2 separate regions of the Homo sapiens genome follow, and region 1 is linked to region 2. The links are chromatin contacts, found by Hi-C in ENCODE. All regions are on one chromosome and are shown on one strand. The core of a region is the stretch at or near the end of the contact, and the rest is flanking DNA. Distances in the headings are between cores, read along the strand shown.

What was found. A loop is a pair of places that touch in the nucleus more often than their neighbours do. Pooled maps may share reads with other maps.
Region 1: a loop to region 2 is called in a pooled map, with 10 times the contacts of the local background. The contact joins the promoter of MEAK7 here to the promoter of MLYCD in region 2. A Hi-C loop is called at or near these places in 7 of 50 pooled maps.

The regions. Positions count from the first base shown.
Region 1 is chr16:84,502,495-84,506,081 of GRCh38, forward strand. MEAK7 (MTOR associated protein MEAK7) reads right to left here and starts at 2,165. Exons shown (of 8, transcript NM_020947.4): 1 at 2,107-2,165. It overlaps LOC124903736 (a long non-coding RNA gene), which reads left to right and starts at 2,308. Exons shown (of 2, transcript XR_007065149.1): 1 at 2,308-2,441. RefSeq lists enhancers at 1,575-2,075, 2,196-3,143, 2,506-2,625 and a silencer at 1,906-1,955.
Region 2 is chr16:83,897,475-83,901,376 of GRCh38, forward strand. It overlaps MLYCD (malonyl-CoA decarboxylase), which reads left to right and starts at 1,641. Exons shown (of 5, transcript NM_012213.3): 1 at 1,641-2,198. The coding sequence starts at 1,671. RefSeq lists silencers at 1,411-1,840, 2,141-2,310.

The sequences.
Region 1 (3,587 bases), core at 915-3,414, 610 kb after region 2:
AGGCCAATGTAGGGTTGTGTTATGCACAGCTTTGCAGAGAAGAGGCCACCCCATGTACCCAGGTGTACTGTGAAAGTCCCATGACACCGAGAAAACTTGCCAGGGACTGAAAGCTTTCCATCATCAAGCCTATAATCCCAGAACTTTGGGAGGATCATTTGAGGCCAGGAGTTTGAGACCAGCCTGGGCAACATAGTGAGACTTCGTCTCTGCCAAAAATACAAACCTCAGCCGGGTGTGGTGGCGTGTGACTATAGTTCCAGCTATTCAGGAGGCTGAGGTGGGAAGATCGCTTGAACCAGGAGGCAGAGGTCGCAGTGAGCCAAGATCACAACAGTGCACTCCAGCCTGGGTGACAGAGCAAGACTCTGTCTCATAAAAACACAAACAAAAGTTCCAGCAGCCCATAATAAGTGACCAAGATGTTTTGCTTGACCAGACTTTAGTCAGGCTCCTGGGCCCATCTGTGTACCTCTTTGTAAAATCTGGTTTTAGCAAAACAAAAAACAAACAAACAAAAAAACCCACAAAACCACTCATCCTTGATATTTGATCACCATTATCTGTTCACTTGCTATCTAACCAGGTTTAATGCTTAGGTTAGGGATATCCAATCTTTCAGTTTCCCTGGGCCACACTGGAAGAACTGTCTTGGGCCACACATAAAACCCACTAACAATAACTGATAAGTGCATATATCTACATATATGGTAAAAAAAAAATCTCATGTTTTAAGAAAGCTTATGAATTTGTGTTGGATGTCATTCAAAGCCGCCTTAGGCCACATATGGCCCACGGGTTGGACGAGCTTGCCCTAGGTGATGTCTGATCACCCTGGCCTGCCTTCAGTAACAAACTGCTAGGTAAGCTTACCCAGAATCCACCCTAGCGCCCTGATGTTTCCTCAGTCATCTTCCATCCACTGATCCCCACCCTGCTTCCTGGCTTCCCACTTGCCCATGCTATAATCAGAGTTGAGCCCAATCTCTCTCCTTTACTACAAAATCCCATTGCTGTGGTCCCTATACCCATTGCAATGGTCTTCAATAATTAATGTGCTTTTAATAAGCATCATTAATTAATTTCTTTAACATAAGGTTGAGAAGATTAAATAAGGTAACCCAGGGCATTTGATCTGCTTACTGGAGGTCAGAGACAGAATAATGGGCCCAAGACAACAGAGAATGGCTCCTTGGGATCTTGTCTTAGAACAAGAGAAACTGCCCTGCTTGGAAGAAACGGAAGGTTGCTCTGCCTCCGTGATGGAGGGGTGGACAGGGACCGATTGTCTGCAGGATGGCCCCCAAGGTTCCCACTAGTATCCTAGGAATGGCTTAGTCACCTCCTGCTCAGAGCTTCTCCAACAGGCTGTTACATGGCTGCTTCCCACCCTGGCTGCCAAGCTCCAACTCTCTACTCCAAGGGCCCCGCATCCCTAGAGCCACACAAGGGTCCCTCCGTACCCCCACAAGCTGGGGAGATTCCAACTGCCTCATCTGGACAGGCTTCGAAGTCCTGTCTGTGTCTCAGAGCCCAGAGGCCCTTGTGCGAAGGGGCAGCTTGAGCCTGGGCAAGAAGTTCCTGTGGGCCAGAAGGTGACCTGTCCTGTGCTGGCCACCTACATGGCCTGGGAACAGTTATCAGCTCACTGTCCTGGAAAAGCCCAGATGGGTGTGGTCAGAATACAAGAAGGAAAACCCCCTCCACACACACTTCAGTGTCTACCCCAGACTCGCCTCCTCCGTGGAGGCACCCCTCCCTTTCCGCGTCTACACAGGCTCTGAATCCCCCTTCAACACGGCTGGCCTTGGCCCTGGGGGAAGCACCTCGCCACCCTCTTACCTTGACCACATAAACAGCGGGAGGTGCAGGATGATTCTGATCCCCCCCAGGAGACCCTCCCTCCATCCCGCCCCGCTGTCCCCACCCCTCACCTCCCCGCAGCCTTCACCTCTCCCTCCCCCGACCCGAGGGCCTGAAGAGGCGTGGGAGGCCAGGGAGGGGCAGGGCCCAGGCCTACTCTGGACCCGTCTGCTCCAGTCCCCCGACTCAGCTGGGCCTGCGCCTCTGGGTCAGCTCACTGCGAACCTCAGCCCAGGTACCTACCCTGCCGGGCTTCCTGGTGCTGTCCGGTCCGGTCCAGCAGCCCACGGGCTCCTCTCGAGAGCCGCCCCTTCCCTGTTGCCAGGCAACATTGCTGAGGGGCAGTCATTTGGTCCAATCGTGGAAGCGGAGGTGTGGGGCGGAACCCAAGAGAGGAGTCAGCCAATGGTGACGCGCCTCACAGGGAGTGAGCCGAACCCGGTGGGTGCGGCTCGGGGCGGGGCCGCGGTCTGCGGGAGGAGCGGCTGCAGGCCCGGGAATCCGGCCCGGCTGCGTGCGTACCAAGGAGGCGCCTGGAGAGGGCGGCCAATGACTCAGGCCAGGCCAGGCCAGCAGTGGTACCTGGGGAGAAGGGGTGTCTGGGCTGGGCGCTGGAGCGGAGTAGCCAGGGTGTGGGAGATCCTGGGGGAGAGGCTGAGCTTGGGGGTGAAGACACCCGGGGGAGGAGAGTGGCCCATGTGGAGCCCATGCAGAGGCCTCTGCAGTGCAGCCTCCTGGGCCCCAGGCAACTCTCCCCTGACTCCCCGGCCTGCTGGTCCTGGCCTAGAGCCTCGGGTCCGCCTCCCCTCGGGCCTCCCTCTGCCAGCTGCCCCTGCCTCGCTCTTCCCTGGCACCAGGTCCTTCCCGGCAGCCATCAGGCGCCAGCTCCACAGCCTGGCTAAACAGACTCCCTCCACCCCACGTGCGCCTCTTCAGCCGGTTCCCGTTCACTCCAAGACGTCTGAACCTGTCACCCCACTTCTTCAGCTCGTTCCTTCTCAAACCCACCGAAACCTGGTCCCGGGGGCCTGCTCACTACATCCGAGGTGCGCTTTGGGTCCTCGCAGGCAGCATTTGGCGCTTGGTGATCGTGCTCTCATCAGACCTCTCTCTTGGGCACCCCGGCGCCCATTCCTGGCCCTGGCTCGCTCGCTGTCCCTGGTGGTCTTCCCTGGGCCCTTCTGGCTTCTGCCCTGGAGTTTCTCGACTTCTCCCTACTCTCTCCACCCCACGCATCCTCCCTGGGGTCCACCTTCCTGCAGATTCAGCTCCCGCATGTCCATGGTACCAGTTCTCTCCCCTGCACGGCCTGCTGGTTTTCCAGCCTGGAAAACCGTGACTTCGCCCGCCAACGTCCGCTTGAGTTGGTCTCGAACTCCTGACCTCAGGTGATCTGCCTGCCTCGGCCTCCCACAGTGCTAGAATTGTAGGGGTTAGCCACTGCACCCGGCTGGTCACCTCTTATTCTTTAAGCTGGAACAAAAATAGAAGGCTTTCTGCCTGAGGGCAGCAGGCCTGGCTGGTGACAGTGCACAAGGTAGGGCCCCTCACCAAGACATTGCTCTGAGATCCAAGGCCAATGTCCCAGGAGAAGCAGCTCCACAAACTAACGCATCTACAGCCAGGGTACCCCCAGCTGTGGATGCCAATGACACGAGTAGCCCCAGCTCTTCACCTCGGCTTCTTAGAGTAGGTGCCTGTCACCTGCAGCCAGGGCTCCTGAT
Region 2 (3,902 bases), core at 391-2,890:
CACTTCCTTGGTTAAACATGTTTCTTTTATCCCTTCAGATGTTGTTGTAAATAGAATTGTTTCTTTAATTTCATTTTTGGATTGGGGCAGTCTTTTGAAATAAGGACATGAGTGGGAAAAAGCAGAGGATGGCTGTTGACGCCTAGAGAAAAAAGTATAAACACAGAGAAAAAAAAAACAGAAGCCAGAAATTACATAAAAAGGAAGGCACCGGGAAAGATGAGAAAGAACAGGGTTGTGGGAGTACTACACTTAGCAAATGCTTAAGCAAAGTCAAGCTTTCAAGACAAGATTCCTAAAGCAAGGCAGGAGTATCCTAGGACAGACAAAAGCTCACTCGACAAGGCAAAGAGACAAACACCAGAGTTTGGACCCCACCAACTCCCTTAGCCAGCTGGCAATATGGTTTCACCACTTCTTAGAAAAGAGGAATGGAGAGGTGTCCTCAAAAGCCACCACTAGGCTTTCAGAATGTTTTGTGTGTCTGTGTCTTGGCAGAATGAGCCAAACGTACTTTCTTCGTGCCCCATAAGATGAGACACACCCAGCAAAGGCTGTCCTCATACAGAACTACCTCCAGGTGTCTTTTATACTGCAAGACCTGCACCAAAGGGTTCTACCTATAGAAATCCTAGCACCTAGACATAGTCAACCAAGTACATGGCTCCCTCACCCTCCAACCAAAGATGCCATATTTCCATCAGAGTGGAACAAAATCCCACTGTGTTCCTAATGCCTCCTGCAATTTTGCATGTGGGAGACATGGCTGGTATGTGACATTCTCTTCTACAGATTGTAATGGATTGGGGAAGGAGGGGGAACTAGAGTTCAGGCCTATCTTTCTAGAGGACAAAATAAATATGCCTTGATAACTGCAATTATCTGAAAACTATTTCAAAGAAAACTCTTTGTCTCATTCTGGCATTTGCTCAAGGGTATGGCTTTCCATCAGTCTCTCTGTCTCCATGTCTCTTTTACATACATATGTATGTGTATATGCGTGCGTATGTGTACATACATCCATACATATAGACATATTCTCTCTCTCTCCACACACACTCACACACCCCTCCAACCTCTGTGGCTCTGAGCGTCATGTGTGTAAGACACTGACGCGAATGGTGAGTGCCTAGGCAGGGGTCAAACAAAGGCTACCTACCATGCCAGAGGATTGCCACAAACACCTCTTAAGCAAGCATATTCCTTGGCTCCTCCCAGACACACTGAATCTGAATCTCTAGGATTCTGATTTCGGAGCCCAGGAATCCTCCGGTGCAGGAGTTCCCAGGTGACTCTGATGCACCGGGAGGCTGGAGGCGCTCGGATCTAGAGAGGAGGCGGCACTTGTGCAGTGCAGTCGGGAAAGAGAGGAGGGGCTGGGCCGGTGCCTTTAGGCGGTCAGGTGTTAGGACCGGAGTACAAGCCGCCAGCCGCGCGGGAGCAGGCCCCGAGGCAGCCCAGCCGCGGGGCAGTAACCTTTAGCCACACTTGGCCTCCGGCCGCCGCCAGAGCCGCTCCGCCCCCGCCGCCTCGCCCCCACCGCCCCGCCCTCCTATTGGCCGCGTCCCCAGCCGGGCTCGCGGCCTCGGCCAATGGGGCCGGCGCGCGCCGGAAGCCGGAAGCGCGGCAGCGGCGGCGGCGCTCCCCCTCGGCAGCTGTTGTGGGGCACCATGCGAGGCTTCGGGCCAGGCTTGACGGCCAGGCGTCTCCTCCCGCTGCGGTTGCCCCCGCGGCCGCCCGGGCCCCGGCTGGCGAGCGGGCAGGCGGCCGGCGCCCTGGAGCGGGCCATGGACGAGCTGCTGCGCCGCGCGGTGCCGCCGACGCCGGCCTACGAGCTGCGCGAGAAGACACCGGCGCCCGCCGAGGGTCAGTGCGCGGACTTCGTGAGCTTCTACGGTGGGCTGGCCGAGACGGCCCAGCGGGCCGAACTGCTGGGCCGCCTGGCGCGGGGCTTCGGCGTGGACCACGGCCAGGTGGCGGAGCAGAGCGCCGGCGTGCTCCATCTGCGCCAGCAGCAGCGGGAGGCGGCGGTGCTGCTGCAGGCCGAGGACCGGCTGCGCTACGCGCTGGTGCCGCGCTATCGCGGCCTCTTCCACCACATCAGCAAGCTGGACGGCGGCGTGCGCTTCCTGGTGCAGCTGCGGGCCGACCTGCTGGAGGCGCAGGCCCTCAAGCTGGTGGAGGGGCCGGACGTCCGGGTAAGGGGCCGCCGTCGATCCCCCGGCAGCGCGGACTGGCCGCCCTCCTCGAGTAGTCCTCACTTGCCCCCTCCAAGTCCCACACACCCCGCCTTCCCTGCCCGATAGCACGCTCACTTCGCCCGCAGTTACCGCCTGCCAACTGTGTCCCCTTCCCACGCTGTCTGAGTCCTGGCCTCGTCAGAGCACACCCCCGCCTTCCTCCAGTCTGTCCTTGAAGTCCTCACTTGTATAGTGTTTACTAAATACTCAGCACTTGGTGGTCTTTAAGGTAGCTGTCACCTCTCGTACCTGATTAGTGTGTGCTCTACAGTCTTTTGAAATTATTGTAGCTGAGAAGTGTTTCATCTATATGGTATACCTGAACTAGAGCATCAGGCAGCCTTCTGAGACCCTGGATGGTGTTTCAGAAGTTCACTGGGCACCCGCTATGTGTGAGACATTGTCCTGAGAAGTCCTGTGAAATGCACAAAGGTAAATAGGACTCAAGGTCACCACCACCACCCAGGAGTCTCCATGGCTTCTGGCCTTGTCTGTGCTCCATGACTTTTGGGAGGGCATTTAACTCCCTGCGTTCAGTACTTAATGTGATGATTCTGAGTTGACTTGAGGTAATCAGGCATTAGCACAGTTCATTCATGTTAAATGCAGACACATACTTTGAGATTTAAATGATTATGACCCGAAAGAAGGCCTAGAGCAACATATACTCTTCTTTTATACTGTTAGTATTAAATACGGCGAAAAACTAACCTGCCCTTTTTTTATTTTTATTTTTGTTGCCCAGACTGGAGTACAGTGGTGTTATCACGGCTCACTGCAGCCTCGACTTCCCCAGGCTCAAGCAATCTTCCCACCTCAGCCTCCTGAGTAGCTGGGACTACAGGTGCAGGCCACCATGCCCGGCTAATTTTTTTTTTTTTTTTTTTTTTTTGTAGAGAGGGCGTTTCACCATGTGGCCCAGGCTTAACCTGCCCTTTTAATGAACGAAAAATGACGTAAATGTTTCAGGAAGTTTTGGACATTCAGAAGTTTGTTATGTGCAGTTGGTGTTAAAAAAAAATTGAACACTTGAATGATTATGACTTGACCCATTTAAGAACTCTAATACTGGTTTAATAGTTTACATTCCTTCAGTCTTACGTGGGTGATAACACGTATCCCTTTTACAGTAAAGGAGAACATGCTGAGGTTGTGTTACTTGTCCTGAAATTCAGAGCGAAAAGCTCTTGCTGATCACCCACCCTAATCCAGGGTTATTTGCACTACGCTTTATATCACTGTCTTACCGTTAATCAGATGTTTATTAGAAACTTTCTTTTTTGGCTACTTAGATGCATAAAATTGGGCATAATTAAGTATGGGATTAATGTCAAGAGTGACAACAGTGGCCATGATTTGATTCCCCGTGATAGCTGGTTAATTTACAGCGCTAAGTGTTACTGAGGGCCAGGCATCTTTGGCCGTAAGATTCTCAGACAGAAAGCCCACAGTTGCTAATTGCATGACACAGAATCAGTCATGAATTCTTACTGTGTTGAATTATCATGTTCTGGGCTCAAGCCTAGTCTGAATAGCTGAGTTTTTCTGATCCACACTTGGACATAGTACTTGCAGTATATCATCCCCCCATGTAAATGATCAGCTCCTCGAAAACTGGGAAACTTGTCTTTAAATTTCTTGCATAGCAGAATGATGAATGAA